Linked DNA regions of Homo sapiens: region 2 is linked to region 1. Evidence: chromatin loops called from intact Hi-C (ENCODE). Cell type or tissue: Caco-2. All regions are shown on one strand.

Region 1 (8,000 bases):
TATATGGTGAAGAATAGAAAAGTGCCATCTTTCATTATTTTCACCAATAGTAATAAAGCACAATTGTATAGTAAACTTGTAATATAGTATATGCTCAATAAATTGTTAATTAACTTTTGTGTTCATTTCCTAGTGCATATATATCACTAAGGGAATTGATACTAATGTCATTGCATGCATTAATGGTAACATTAATTATCTTCTTACACATTGGGCAAAAAAAGAAAATACCAGGCTGTCAGAACATCTTGGCCCAGAAACCTCCCTTCAGCAAAAAGACAAAAATGTGAGTGAAGAGAATATGCCTTTGAGAATTGAGAGGGTTGCATTTTGCCTATTATGTATAGAGATTTGCCAATTTCCCTTTCACAAACTATGACAGTGACACTGATTCTGGATGAGCAACCTGCATAATGCTTCAGGGGCACATCTCTTCTTCTAAGGCTGCAGGCTTGCCGATGAGACAGAACACAGCCTCAATTCCATCTGCTGTCATTTATCTGCCAATATAGATAGCAGATCTCTGTGGGTCTTGGACTGCTCAAACGACACAGTATATTTTAGCAACTGAAGGGGAACCACTTGAGATCACTAAAGGTGGAAAACACCTGATGACACCTTCAATCGAAAGAAATGAGTATCCAAAATCTGAAACATTAGGCCCCACAGTACAATGGCTCTAGTGACAGATAAAAAATACTATTTCTAACCCTTATAGAATGAACTTGTTTTCAAGAGCTCAAAGAAAACTTTTATCACATTTATCTTCCACTTTTAATTAAAAAGATTATTTCTGAAATGCTAAAACTTTTGTTTTATTCATGTTTTAGAGGAAAGGAGAGGAAGAGAAACCACCTGTTACTTTCTTGATGCTGTACCTGGCACCTGCCCTTGATTGAAGATGAGTTTTGCATGGTGTCTGAACCAAAAATAACAAGTCCTTTAAAAATTATTGTCCTAAAAACCAGCAGATCAAACTACTTTCTTTTTTCTCAGAGGATTCACAAAGTATATTGTTTGGAAAGGCAAAGTCAGTGAAGAAAAAAGAGGAACGTCCCTAAATATTGGTGTTGTCATTTATAATGTAAGACTTCACTAGAATGAGATTATCTCAGGTGTGAATGGAGAAAGGTAGGATGCATGCAGTGTGGAAGCAGCCAGATTCAACACACTAAAATCATTAACACATATGTTTGTGTAGTTGTGTGTAATTTTGAGGGGGAGAAGAGGAATTTTGCCTTTAATTCTCACTCCAACCACTTGACCAATAATTGGGAATCATCTCTTTTATCCCCTATTTTTGCCCCTTGTTCTATATGTTATTTTTTTGAGATGTTCTTTATCATAAAGTGCCTTTACGTAGGCAGTATATAAGCAGTATGCAAAATTGAGTCCCCATCTCTGGCATTGATCTCAAAGTCCTTTTTTTGTTGTCAAATACCTTTGAATCTGTGTCTTCAAACTCTGCTTGGGTTCACTCAAATCAGTATATTTCTTTCCATATGTAGGTCTTTTGATTTTTGTCCTAGGTTGACTCTTTCCTGAGTTCCCTTTTACATCAGAAATTAACATTTTCCTAATTATCCAGTCTAGAAATTTTAGTCATCATTACTTTTTCTTTTCATTCATTTTTAATATCCAATCCATCCTCAGGTTCAATTAATCCTTTCTTCAAACTCTACTTCCCCTGTCTTTCATTCTTCAGCTGAGTTCACATCACATAGGTCCTCATCCATTCATGCCAGGACTTCGACAGCAGATACTAACAGGCATCAACCTCCAGACTCGTTAAATTAATCCTACACACTATTTCCAGGTGACTTACTGAAAGTCTTCATTTGATCCTGTCACTCTCCCTTTCAGGACTCTTCCAGCAGGTCACAACTCACATATCTGCAGGAGCCAGGAGCTATTCAAATGGAGAAGGCAGGGGGATCCTGGGCAAGGAGGGTATAGATATATCCTCACCTGCATGCGCAGTGACTTCTGAGCTCCTCACAGTTGTTATCATGTGAAAATATAGGCCAGGGTTGGCAGGCTTTCTGATTTTTCAAGAGAACACAGAAATTAGACTTTTAAAAAGTTGATTCAATAAATATGACAAGGTATATTAGGGTTCTCTGGAAGAACAGAATTAATGGAATATATATATATATATATATAGACACACACACATATATATAAAGGGTAGTTTATTAAGTATTAACTCACGTAATCACAACGTTCCACAATAGGCCATCTGTAGGCTGAGAAGCAAGGAGAGCCAGTCCAAGTTCCAAAACTGAAGAACTTGGAGTCCAATATTTCAGAGAAGGAAGCATCCAGCATGGGAGAAAGATGTAGGCTGGGAGGCTAGGCCAGTCTTTCTTTTCACATGTTTCTGCCTGCTTATATTCTAGCAGCGCTGGCAGCTAATTAGATTGTGCCCACCCAGATTAAGAGTGGGTCTGCACACTGACTCAAATGTTAATCTTCTTTGGCAACACCCTCACAGACACACCCAGGATCAATACTTTGTATCCTTCCATCCACTCAAGTTCACACTCAGGATTATCACAGAAGGCATACTATGTTCTGAGCTTTCTTCTCTGTACTGTAAAAAAAAATACAGCAGTGAATGAAACAGACAAAAATTCTACCCTTGTGGAGTTTATATTCCAGCTGGGAGTGAAAGATGAAAATAATTTATATATTATATATATATGTAATATATAGAAATATATATTTATTTATATATCTATATTTAAAAATATGTATGGGGAAGATTTTGTGATAAATACCATGAAGAAAAGTGTATTAGAGAAGAGGTTAACGAATGTGTGTGTGGTGGGTGGTGGAATTTTAAGTGGTGTTAGGAAAGACCTCATTCAGAAGGTAGCATGTGAGCAAACATGAAGGAGGTACAAAAAGTCCTCCTGCCATCATGGAGGGACAGTAAGAAGGTCCTGGTGGCTGGAGTGAAGTAGCAAAGTGGAGAATAAGGGAAAAAGTTGGAGATGAAACAGAAGGGGACTCAGAGCTCTATTCATCTTACTAGTGGCTTTGCCTTATTAAACAAAGACCTTTAAACAGATGTTAACAAGATCCCTCTGACTCCTAATTTGGAGATGACTTTAGGGGAATAAGGGAAGAAAGAGAGATCAGTGAGAAGCAGAATTCTTTTTTTCAGGGTCTTTCTCATTGTTGTTCTCACTACCATCATCCTTTGGACAGACAGGTACTCTTTTTAAGTCAATTTGATCTAAATGTGGGTTTTAAAAAAATCCTTTTCTTTGTTTAACAGCTGAGACAAAGCAGGAATTTTAAAGCAACACTTTACTGACAAACTATGTAGAATCAAAGTAACATGAAACTAGATAATTTGTTCTATCATAGGAGATATCTTATTCAAATGAAGTCCCCTAGGAGAAACTCTTCTTCTGACTCCCTCTTCACACTGGACAGCAGAGGCCATCTTTAACTTTCCCACAAGAGAGGGCTCCACAAGACATAGTCATTACTCAAGAGATTGAGAATCAAGACAGAGAAGTTTAGTCTCCTCCTATGCTTACTTAAGGCTCACCTCCTTAACTCTGATTTCCTCTCTGGGAAATCTCTATTCCTCTGGTGACTGTATACTGGGATTTAGTACAACATTTAGGGAAGTGCAACCTACTCAAAATATCCAAATATAGCACCATAATTCTAACACTCTAATAAGAGGCACATCCACGTATTTTCAAGGGTGGGGAAAGATCATTAAATAACAGTATGAGTTATATTATGTTCTCAGTAAATATTAGTTACCTTTTCTTCCTCTTGGAGTGACTTTTACCACCCTCTGTAACTCATCTAGCCTTATCTAATGGGAGGCCATTTTATTTTGGGATGGCATGACTACATAATTTCAAGCTATTTCTTATGTTATTTGCCGCCTCTTAAATATCTTCCCCTTACCTCCTTCTCATACAAACCTTAAAGTTCTTCATAAGTCACAACAACTTATAAGGTCTTTTACCTAACTGAACCGATGTCTTCTCTTTGCTGTACATTTACATGTCTATAACAATCATTTTTCATTTAAATATGAAACTCTTGGATATAAAAATATTAACTTGAAAAATAGTAACCCTGATTTGCTCTTTATACTTTAACACCTTTTGTTTCTTTGTTTATAAATCCACTGTGCAAAGCTGTTTATGCAGCAGAAATTTAGTAAACATTCTGTGAATGTCTGAAACATCCATTCATCAATCCACTCACACAAAAACATTAACATATACTTTGTCATGCATTGTTAGATGTTCAAGCATGAAAATCAAACAGTAGTGAAGAATAATTTATTGTAAATATTATTTTTCAGGGAAGAGAACACTTTAGAAATAACTTCTTGAGAAATTGGTTTGGGAAAATAGTATATCCAAAATTAGAGAGCGCCATCTTGTGGGCAAGTGAGTATCTCACACAAATAATAACTATTATAAGTTGCAAAAATAGAATTTCTTCTCTTTTTTTCTTACAATTCAAATCTCCTTTTTACTGTAAATATTTGTATTGATGCATAATAATTATACATATTTAGGAGGTACATGTGATATTTTGATTCATGCATACAATGTGTGATGATCAAATCAGGGTATTTAAGATAACCATCACCTCAAACGATTATTATTTTTTGTGTTGGGAACACTTCAGCTCTTCCAGATATTTTGAAATATACAATAAATTATTGTTAGCTATAGTCACCTTTCTGTGTTATCGAACACTAGAACTTATTTCTTCTATCTAACTATATGCTTGTACCCATTAACTAACCTCTTTTCATCCCACCTCTCTCTTCCCAGCCTCTGGTAACCATCATTCTACTCTCTACCTCCAAGAGATCCACTGTTTTAGCTCCCACATATGAGTGACAACATGCCATATCTGTCTTTCTGTGCCTGGCTCATTTCACTTATTGTAATGACCTCCAGTTCCATCAAGGACACTTAGGTTGATTCCATATCTTGGCTATTGTGAATAGTGCTGCAATAAACATGGGGGTGCAGGTGTACTTTTAATATACTGATTTCCTTTCCTTTGAATAAATTCCTAGTGGTGGGATTGCTGGATCATATGATAGTTTTATTTTTAGTTTTTTGAGAAACTTCCATACTGTTTTCTATTATGGCTGTACTAATATACATTCCCATCGTCAGTGTATAGGAGTTCTCTTTTCCCAGCACCCTTCCCAGCATCAAATAAAATCTTTTAAAGAGGCTCTGTCTGTCCTAGCTGAAGAACTGAAAATATATATTAAAATTTTATATAATTAATGATATTTTAAACAATCCTTAGAAACTAATTGTAATATTTACAATTTACTTTTAAATTTCTTGAATAGCTAAAAATGAAGGCTCAGCAAAGAAATTACTAAATATCATAAACATGACATACTTTTCATAAGAAAGCTTATAAAACTGTTAATGAAAAAGGAGACAGAATTCTTAGAGATTATCTCTTTAAGGGGTCTATCACTTTTTGGGTATCTCAGGGTGCTTTGAAAATTTGACTAGATCAAATCTCTCTTGAAAAATGTAAATGTACACACAATTTTTCATATAGTTTCAGGGGCTTCACCAACTCCCCTGCGGTTGACTCATGAACCCATTCATGAACTTCATATTTTAAATACTTACATTTTACATAATATACAATTAAAGTCTAGAAGGTTTGGGGGTAAAAGCTAAAATTTGATTCCATTATCTCTTCATCCCCAAAACCTCATGCTCACACAATTTTATAAGATTGATATAGATAGATCAAATCATGATGAAATATATTTGCTACATCGTTTGAGTTCCTAAGCTAAATCTTAAAACTTATAGTTTCTAGGCTATTAATGTTCCTTACATCAACAAAAATAAATATTTAATATTAGGTTCATGTCATTCATGGTATATCTGTCACAAATACCCTTGATGTCCATTCTATCCAAAATAAAAGATGTTATTATGGATTTCCTTCTTTTTCAGGGCTGGGTAGAATTCTAGTGTGTGAGTGTGTGTGTGTGTGTGTGTGTACCACATTTTCTTTATCCATTCATTGTTGATGAACACTTAGGTTGATTCTGTATCTTTGCTATTGTAAATAATGCTATAATGAACATGGGAGTGCAAATATCTTTTTGACACACTGATTTCACTTCCTTTGGATATATACCTAGTAGTGAAACTGCTGGATAATATGGTAGTACTATTTTTAGCTTTTAAAGAACCTCGATGCTGTTTTCCATAATGGCTATGTGAATATACATTCCCACCAACAGTGTAAACATCTTCCCTTTTCTCCACATCCTTGCCATCTTTCATCTTTTTTGTACTAACAGGTATGAGTTGATATCTCATTGTGGTTTTAGTTTGCATTTCCTTGATTATTAAGTGATGTTGAACATTTTTTTCATATACCTGTTGGCCATTGGTATGGCTTCTTTTGAGAAACATCTGTTTAGATCCTTTTCTTGTTTTTTAATCAAGTTATTTGTTTTCATACTATTGACCTTTTTGAGTTCCTTATATATTTTGGAAATCCTGTCATTTGGGATCACATGGATGAATCTGGATGACGTTATGTTAAGTGAAATAAGTCAGGCACAGAATGACAACCACCACATGATCTCATTTAAATGTGAAAGCTAAAAATGTCAAACTCATAGAAACAGAATAAAATGGTTGTTAACCAGGGCTGATGGGTGGGGGCTGAAGACTGGGGCAATGTTAGTCAAAGGACACAAAATTTCAGTTAAACAGGAGGAATAAGTTCCAGAGATCTATTGTACCTCAGGGTGACTATAGTTAACAACAATACATTGCATACTTGAAAATAGCTAAAAGAGTAGATTTTTAGTGATCTTGCCACAAAAAAAGATAAGTTTGTGAGGTAATGTATATATTAATTAGCTTGATTTAGCCACTTCACAATGTATACATCTATGTAAATAAAATGTTTTACATCATAAATATATACATTCTTATTTGTCAATTTTTAAATATATATATACCTTTTAGAATTACAGCTTAGCCTTGGGTTAATGAAGTCATGACAGTACGAGGTTTATAAAACTGAACAAAGAATCCTAACCATACGCCACCCTAACTATGGAAATACAATGGAACTATTAGTTTTCTGTTTCCTCTTTCTTTCTCATTGAGAAATCATGTCCCTTCATAAAATCCATTTCTCTGTGTCAGATCATTGGAGCTCTTTTTTTCTCCATTATTATTTATAATAGTTAGTCTTATTCATCTCTTGCTAGTATGAACCTTAGTAACCTAGGTTAGTATTTCCCAAAGTAGGTTTTGTGGAATGCTAATATCAACAGGTACTACCTGCAAAATGGTTGCATGGTCAAATAAGCTGAGCTTCATAAAATTAAACTGATATATTACTGGAAGCTAAATAAATATTGTAAATATCCAGGAAGGAGATACATAGGCAAAATATTCCAAACTTTATTAAATAGTTAACTTTTTGTTTGCTTACAGAGTAATGGGGTTGGGTGCTCCACAGAGAACATTATGGCACATGCTGAACTAGAGATAAAAAAGATAGATTTAAAAATATATGCAGATTGCTTGGACAAATTTCAGCAGGATAGTGAGAAATTGATTTCTAGTGTAGAATATTCTGGGAAATGAGATTTTTTTACATTACGTGATCCTAATTCAAATATTATGATTAATTTTAAGTAAGCAGGCAATTTGATGTAATGGAGAAAGCACTCACCTGAAACAGAGTTAACATGTTTTATTCCTTGGTACAGTCATGCTGGTTTTTAAGTGTTTAGCAATTCATTTTACCTCTCCAGCTAAGGTAAAGGAATTCTTGTAGGAGTAATAGAAGCCCTGTGATTAGTATAAAACTTAGATTAAGATGCTTTGTGCAGCAATTCCCATGGCATATTTCTTTTTGTCTTTTCTCTTTCTCTTTCTTTCCCTCCCTCCCTCCCTCCCTCCCTTCCTCCTGCGCTGCCCTGCCCTTCT
Region 2 (8,000 bases), 200 kb before region 1:
GCTTATACTAGCATAAAGGTTGAACTTAATCATTCTTTTATGCTCATTGTGAAGGAAGTGTGTAAGTTGAAGGCATTTTAAGAGGATGAAATACTGAAACTGATATTACAGAGATAAGAATTTGTGTAGAAAGTATTAATTCTGTATTTCTACTGTTACATTTTTGTAATTTTTTTTAAAGAGCCAGACTTTTTTTGTATGTATTATCAAACTTTGAGATAAAACTAGTTAAAGCAGAAGAGCTCTTGTTGAAACAGCACAAAGTACCTGGCTTCCTAGACCCAGCACAAAGTACCTTGCCCCTCAGCTGACCTGATGCAACTTTGAAAAACCATAGGGTTCCCAGAAACTTAGTTTGAAAACCTTCACTCTTATGAGCATAACCCTATAACCATGAGAGAAAAGGGTTTTATTGGAAAAGGACGTGGGACACCGGCTAGTTAATACTTCTGGCTCTGATTCTGGATGCATTAAGCGATCTTTCAATGAAAATGTTGAAAGTATTTTGGTTTGCTCTGAGTTTGTAGTTTATCAATTAATTGAGCTTTTTATTGAATCAGCCTCATTTAAGGGTAGTTAATATAAGTTCACTTACTCTTGTGCTTGCTGTGGGATTAAAATTTAAAAAAAAACACAAAACAAAACAACAAACCAGTCTTTGCTCTAGTAGAGCTGAGGTTATGCCATAGCTGCAGGGACTTCACTGAGGTTATGCCAATTTGTGGTGCCCTGCTAATAATTCGCACTCCTGTATTGATAAAAATAATGGGGCTGAGATTAGCCATAAAGATAATCTTTTATGGTTACTCCTGATATTTCTTTTTAATTTTTTTAGAGACAGAGTCTATGTTTCCCAGCCTGGTCTTGAAATGGGCTCAAGTTATCCTCCTGCATCAGCCTTCCAAGTAGCTAGGACTACAGGCATGAGCAACCAGAACTGGCTTCCTGATATTTCTTAAAAGTTTCATGAAAGGATGATTATCTTTTAGTGTAACAAAATAGATTAGCATTACCCTAACCCAACAACATTTTTTCATTTTTGACAACTTGTTTTTAGATTACAAACCTATTAGTTCTGCCTAACTGTTGTTTCTTGAAGGCCATACATGTAGGAAGTATTAAATTTGTAAAGTATCAGCCTATAAATTAGTAGACATAACTCTTAAGACCCTCTTTCTAATATAAATGGAATAAAATGCTGGAAATGAGTTATTTCTATTTTCTAAGCAAGCCTATTCTTTTATATTTGTTGCCTTATGTCTGCAAAAATATTCAATTTTGGATTGTTTAATAATGTGTAGTCTTGATTCTCTGAACTGTGAAATAAATTACAGTTTTTTCTTTGCTATCTTTCAAGCAGAAATTTGGCTTTTCTGTTATTTATCATAGTTTCTCAGTTGTGTTTCCTTTTGTTCTAATTTGTTAGACTTTATTCTAGACAGTTGCATGTATAAAAATAAAAATCCAACGAAAATTCACTTTAAAAATATTCAGCTAAAATGTCCTCTTAGTTTAAGTATATTTAGTAGTTTAATGGCCAAATCATTTGTATTTTATTTATAAAGTGCTTTGCTTATATCATTGCCCGCAAATGGAAATGTAGCTAACAAGTATTGAATGTTGAACTGTGTGGTAGTGGAGAAAGATTCAGAGGTATTCTTACTATCCTATCACCCATAGGTGATGGTTTGACATATGAACAGAGTAGAATAAAATGGACTAAGAAAATAATGTCAGATAAATGATGTTCATTACAAAGGAAAATATATTTTTACATCTTTTTAAAAAATCTTTGCATTTGCTACTTTCTATGGAGACCTACTCTCTTGTATAAGGACTGAATGTTAGTTTTAAAATAATTAAAACCCATCATTATCATCATCATGATCAAAGATCACTAACCAGAGTCAAATAATTTGAATTCTCTTCCAGATCTACTGCTCACAAGATGCCTGATAATGAACAAATACAATCTTTTTGGCATCTCCAAAATGGGCATAATAAATGTCTTAATCTCCTCAGCATAATTCTGTGATGCCAAAATAATACATATAACAATAATATTTTAGAAAGTATAAAAGTATAACAAGGTGGTATTATTATGATTACAGAGGTGCTAGAATATTGTGGTAATGTGTACAGGCTCTGGAGCCAGACTTCCTTGATTCAGATAGTGACTCACTAGATATTTAACCTCAGACATGCTACTTAACATCTGAGTGCCTCAATAGCCTCATCTGGAGAACAGGGCTAGTAACAGTCCTTAACTCATAGTGCTGTTGTGTGGATTAAATGGGGTAATACTGTAACTATCTTAGAATGGGACCTGGGGCATTGTAGATGTTCCTAGCTCTTAAATAATAATATTTAAATGTCTAATATAATATCAAAATTTTAATTACTTGATTCAAAACATTCAAAGCTTGTTAAAAACAATGTAGGCTGAAGTTTTCTGGGCCAGATTACAAATGACCTTATGGAAGAGATTTAGTCCCTTTAGCAAAAAGGGGTCATGAGGACACTGCCTAGGCTACAGGAAATCTCAACAAATATTCTCAAGATTCTTTTATGCTGTAGTGGCATCTTTCTGAACCTACAAGTTCACATTGCTTTTAAGGAATCACCCAGTTCTTCTTCCTCCTAGGAATCCTCCTTTTAGGATCATCTTTTGATCAAAATGAAAATTCTCCAAATTATGGTGGTTTTTAAGATTAGTTTTCTTTATACTAGGTTTTGAATTTATGGGACATGCCCTCCACCCAATCTTGGGTAATATTTTCTGCAATGACAGGACCTCACTGGGGAAATCCTAAATGAAGATAATAGCATGTTATATTAAATGTTGCCGGTATTCCATTTAATATCAAGCAATTGCGTAAAAGCCTTTTTAAATACCTAAGTTAAAAGTGGTATATTAATGTTGAGTGTACTTCTACTGCAAAGTCCATTCTCCCACTGATTTCAAACAAATACCATTTAAGTGCCAACCTACTATTACAAGAGTTTACTATTTTATTCTTGCTCCAAAATGGCATCAACAGTGATGGGGTGCTTTTGGGGGATTATTGAACAGAATTTTTGCAACAAAGGAGCAAGCATGAAGAAATGCAAAACATCAGTGATAGGGATTGCAACGTTTTATCTCAGCATTCCTCATATCTACACACCCCCTAATCAAACAAGCAGTTTTATGGCATGCGCAATTGCAATTGAAGTACAACTGACTTCTGCAGAACCGGCTTCCATAGGATTTCCTGTCCAAAAATCACCATGTGGTCATCTGCAGCTAAATGGTTACAAATCATCAAGTAAACAAGGCTTCCCCACCCCGGTGCTTTTTTTTTAAGGAGTGAAATCCACCAAACTCTATCATTTGCAAATTATCTCTGGACTTCTTTTATTTCTTTTTTTTTCACTGGGTAAGAAGGAAAACGAGCAAACAAAAAATCCTCCCTCCGTATTTGTTTAAGGCGTAATTTCCCTGTGAGGTGTTTTACAGGCTTCTCCTTGTTTAGCTTTTCTTGCCTGGTAATTACTGAAAGAAGTCTGCTCTTCCAGGGCGAGCTATTCCTTTAACCCCTTTTGCTTGCTCTTACTTGGAGGTTAGCAAGGAGTGCGCGGCTCTGCAATGTCTGGGAACCCACCTAGAGGGCCCCCTTGACGCCAGCACATCCCCTGTCAGGCAGCAGTCTCTGCAGCTGAGCCAGGCTGCTGCAGAGTTAATGTACAGTACCACGGAGCCTGCAAGTGTCCTGAGCTGATCAGAGCTGGGGCGGCACAGCCCAGGGCAGACAAGGCGGCTGCGAGGATTCCAAAGGTTCTGCTGGAAATTCGGCGCTGGGGGACTCCAGCAGGAGCCTGTTGCCATTGTGTTTTAAAAGCATGCAAGGTCTGTATAGCTTGGGCATGAGAATCTTTCAGAAGATGTCAGAGCATCAGAATAAATGACACCTATTGGAAAACTGAATTTGGGGTGAAAAACAAAAGAGATTGAGAGAGGAAAAAAAAGAAAAGAAAGACATCGGGGGAAGAATTCTTAGACAACGTCTGACTTGCAGCTGTGAAATTCATTTTCTTTCCAAGGCAAAATATGAAAAGCTCCCACATGGTTTTGATAATAACAAAATAAAGGGGATTCTGCAGTGAAAAGATCAATAGCTTAGTCATTTTACTTAAAGAGAACAGCCAGCCTTATTATGGGGTTAGGCAGCAGAAATGAATTTCATCGTGACAGCATCTTCTGAAGTCATGATGGTAGTTAATGGTAATCTTGTCCTGCAGAGCAGAAATTACTCATTGCCTTCCTACTTTTGCAGTTGAACCAGCAATTCTGAAATCTGGGAAAGAAGTTGGCTTTGGTGATACATGGTTTCTAGCCCCTCTGCCCAGGCCTTTGTCCGACACGTCTCAGACGGTAGCACTGCGTTAAAGTGACCATACATGAATATGTGCCTAAGAAAGAAGAAAAAGCAATATTCATTTCTAAAGGACAGCATGGCAAAGCAACCTGAAGTTTTCCATTTCCCTTCTAACACTTCTTTAACAAGGATATCAAGAAACTGTCTTTTGACTCCTTTCTTCCCACATTCCAGAGTCCTTCCTTAAGGATGCATTAATTTACACTCAAGGCGGTTAGATTTTACCAGGACAATATTTGCCACCATTTAGGATTATTAGTTGAACTGGTTATTTTAGTATGTTGACTAACTAGTGGAACCTAAATGGATGGACCCATACCTGCAGTGCTCTGTGATGTTTCTTTTTTCAAATCCTGGAAGGCCTTTTGTAATTGCTATTTGTTTTTATTGGTGGGGGGAGATTTTTTTTTTTTTTTTGGGATTCAATACTTGTTGCAATAATTGCCCACGATAGCTGCTCAAACAAGAGAGTTGGAATTCATCTGTAAAAATCACTACATGTAACGTAGGAGACAAGAAAAATATTAATGACAGAAGATCTGCGAACATGATGCACGTGAATAATTTTCCCTTTAGAAGGCATTCCTGGATATGGTGAGTAATCAATATTCCCTTCAGTTTGTAAAACTCAGAATTATCAAATTCCGTGACAGGTACCAGATGAGGATTTGTCTTGAACTAGAGTATTGGTATCAAGTGAGAATGAAAAGTAAACTGTGCAAAACCGAATATTGTCTGAGAAAGTAATGGTTATGCAATAAAAATACTTTGTTAATATGAAGCATCCCCAAATAAGTCAAGCATGAGGACTTGAGAACATTTAAATTGCTAATATTTCATGGAGGAAGAAAAAAACTTTGAGAATGGCAACAATTTAATAAATTTTTTTAAAGATGAGGCTTAGGGTTTGTTTTTTGTTGTTTTGCTATTTTTATTTGAAAATTCCCTGGGGAAGGGCACACATGAATTTCTGATATATCAATTTGTCTGAATTTCTAAAAGAAGGTTAAGGGAAACTTAGAATGTTGACTCAATTTTAAAATAATGCTAAAATGTGTTGGTGCCTCACAGTTAAGGATATTTTAGCTATTCAAGAAATATTTCTACCAGAATGAACCAGTAGAATTCTAGTAGAATTCTAACATATGAATCAGGAAGTGCTCAGGCTCTCATAGAACTTGCTTAGTGCCTTGATATTTGGTCATCTATTAAGGTTCAATGCAATGCATTCAGGTCCCTGGACATGTGATATCATGTGCCATTTCTTGCTGGAGTTTATGACTAAATGTGTGTAGGAACTCATTGCTGAGGGTATTTATAAGAGCAAAAGGTCATTATTTTAAAATTGCTTGTTTTTGCCATACCTTTAGGGTCAGCTGGATTCTGACTTTCATAGCAGAAACTTTGTGAATGCATAATAAAGGCACATGTTAAGGCTTAGTGTCTGCTAACATGGGTTGTTTTGGAAATGCAGTTTGTCTGATTTTGAAAGTATATCTTTCAGGTAAATGTTCTGGCTGGACTCTGGATGAATAATAGATACCTAAATATAGGTTTCGGAGGGCTTTCCAGCTGCTTTTATGACAATGTCTCAAATGAAAGCTCCCTGAGAGCTTAAGGTACCACCAAAATCACCTGCTGGTTTGTTACAGAGTTTTCGGCTTTCAGCTAAAAAATCCATTGCAGAGAAGGATGGGAGGCATCCTCTCCCACTCTAGGCAGGTGCTTATTTTCTAACAACACCAGATCCATCCAGAGTCGATGCTGTGGCGTATCTACCTTTTTTGCTGACCAGAGCTACTATCCCCAGTCTCTAGAATGCTTGGGTGACATGCCTGCAAACCTCGGTGGCCCACTTCCAACTGCATCACCAGAGTTTCCTAGTCAGGGGGAGCCTTGGTGCCATTGCCTTGCTTGTTCTGTTGGTGAGGGTCAGGCATCAGCAATAAGGTCCTCATTATTCTTACAGACAAATTTACATCAATAGTCTTTAATCTTGAGATTAAAAGATCCTGGAAACAGTTCCTGGCACGTAGTAGGCATTTGTCAATTATTTTTCTTCTATGCCTTAGGCTTTTCTTCAGAGTTCATTTTATACCTCTTAAGATTTGCTTGGGAGGGGAAATTACCAGTCTCCTTTCTATCAAGTGTACCTTGCTACAAAGCAACAGTTTTTGTTCTACCTAAGTTCTGCTGTTTAAGCCCATTTGTTTATGTTGTAATACATAGGATCCATGTACTCTTTGAATGCCTGCAATTATAAGCACTTTTTATTTTTATTGCATTAGCCTCACCTATACTTTTGACTGGAAAGAAATAAGCTATTCAACTCTGAAGTTTTGGAAAGAATGCAAATTTGCTTATTCATGCTCCTCTAGATCTGTAATACATATGTTTGAAAGCTGTATGGAGAAGTTGAGAGTCCTGTTGGTTTTCTTTTGTGCCTGGAGTTAGGTAACCCTTCATCTGCTTCACTGCATGTCGTACCAATCTGTTGTTGTTGTTGTGGCCAAACTAAGCCAATGTAGAATGTTAATGCTCTGTATAACTCCTACTCTTCCTGGGCCCCTTGCAGGGATTCATTAATATGATGTTGGACTCAAAGGAAGAAGGTGGTGGTTTTTTTCCAGGTGACCTAATTAATTTTGTGCTTGGTTCTTGACTTTCTCAATGGTTGTTGTTTTCCTCTTATTTATAGCCTCCCCTTCCAGTACTGCAGTAAGAGATTGTAGGGGTTTGTTGACAGAAAACCCTCTTTCCCTTTGTCCTACTGTAAGAGCCCCTATAGGGTGAGATTTCAGGCTCGTGAATTATCGTGCTTAGAATAAAGGTCTCGCCAAATTGCTCTTTTCATCTCCAAAGACTCCCCCTATCCTCATTCTCACATTTAGAGCCTTTTCTTCGTGAAGGGACCGATCAGAAGTTGGCAACAGGCCAGTGCTAAGGAATAATAAACATTGTAAAAGACATATGTGCTTTGGTTTCACGAGCCCTAGCTCATCTCTAGAAAGGCTCTGTACCCTTTGGAGAGGCGGGACTTGGCATGTGCTGGTCCTCTTTCTGTCCTGCTTTTTGAGAAGCAAGAATGAGAAAAAGCTGAGACACAGGAGGTCTAGGGTAGTCTTCAAATTTTACCAGAAGTAGTAATTGAAATAGAAGCCTGTGCACAGAGTTCCTACTTGTACTCTCATCCACCTGCCCTAGGGCTGGTGTGTTGATTATTGAGCAATAGTATTACAAATTCACTCTTTATCAGTTATGAGTTAAAGTTAATAAGTGGTCCTATTACTTGGTTTAATAGAACACTACCCCTTCCGTGCTAAAAGAGTGGTATGAAGAATGTGTGTTTCTTCTTTGAAGCTACATTAGAAATATTAGCTGGAGGATTTTATTGCGAAGGCTTCTTTCCATTACACTTTTCAGTCTTTTTACTGCCAAGCCAAACAAAGATAAGGGTTTGCCTCACTGGATAGATAAGTACTATATAGCTCTTCTTATTTTTCCTTCTGGCTAGTTGTTAGAATGGAGAGATAGCCTGGCATTCAGGAACAAGTATGGCATGGTTGAAAGAAGGGAAATGCA

The links. A loop is a pair of places that touch in the nucleus more often than their neighbours do. Peaks named below come from ENCODE experiments on the same cell type or tissue, not always from the same donor. Only the 100,000 strongest peaks of a DNase experiment are listed, where the experiment ranks them.
Region 2: it touches region 1 in a loop (4-fold over the local background); 2 of 110 quality-filtered maps call a loop at or near these places.

Annotation. Positions count from the first base shown.
Region 1 is chr5:59,386,667-59,394,666 of GRCh38, reverse strand. The region is part of intron 1 of PDE4D (phosphodiesterase 4D); the gene reads left to right. Among named protein-coding and RNA genes, the nearest start is that of MIR582, 310 kb to the left of the region's middle. In Caco-2, a CTCF peak has its summit at 4,423 (motif pointing left); no DNase peak of the experiment used is centred here.
Region 2 is chr5:59,583,341-59,591,340 of GRCh38, reverse strand. All of the region lies in intron 1 of PDE4D (phosphodiesterase 4D), which reads left to right. Among named protein-coding and RNA genes, the nearest start is that of MIR582, 120 kb to the left of the region's middle. In Caco-2, a CTCF peak has its summit at 3,660; DNase peaks (open chromatin) are centred at 3,209 and 3,670; H3K4me3 peaks cover 681 bases.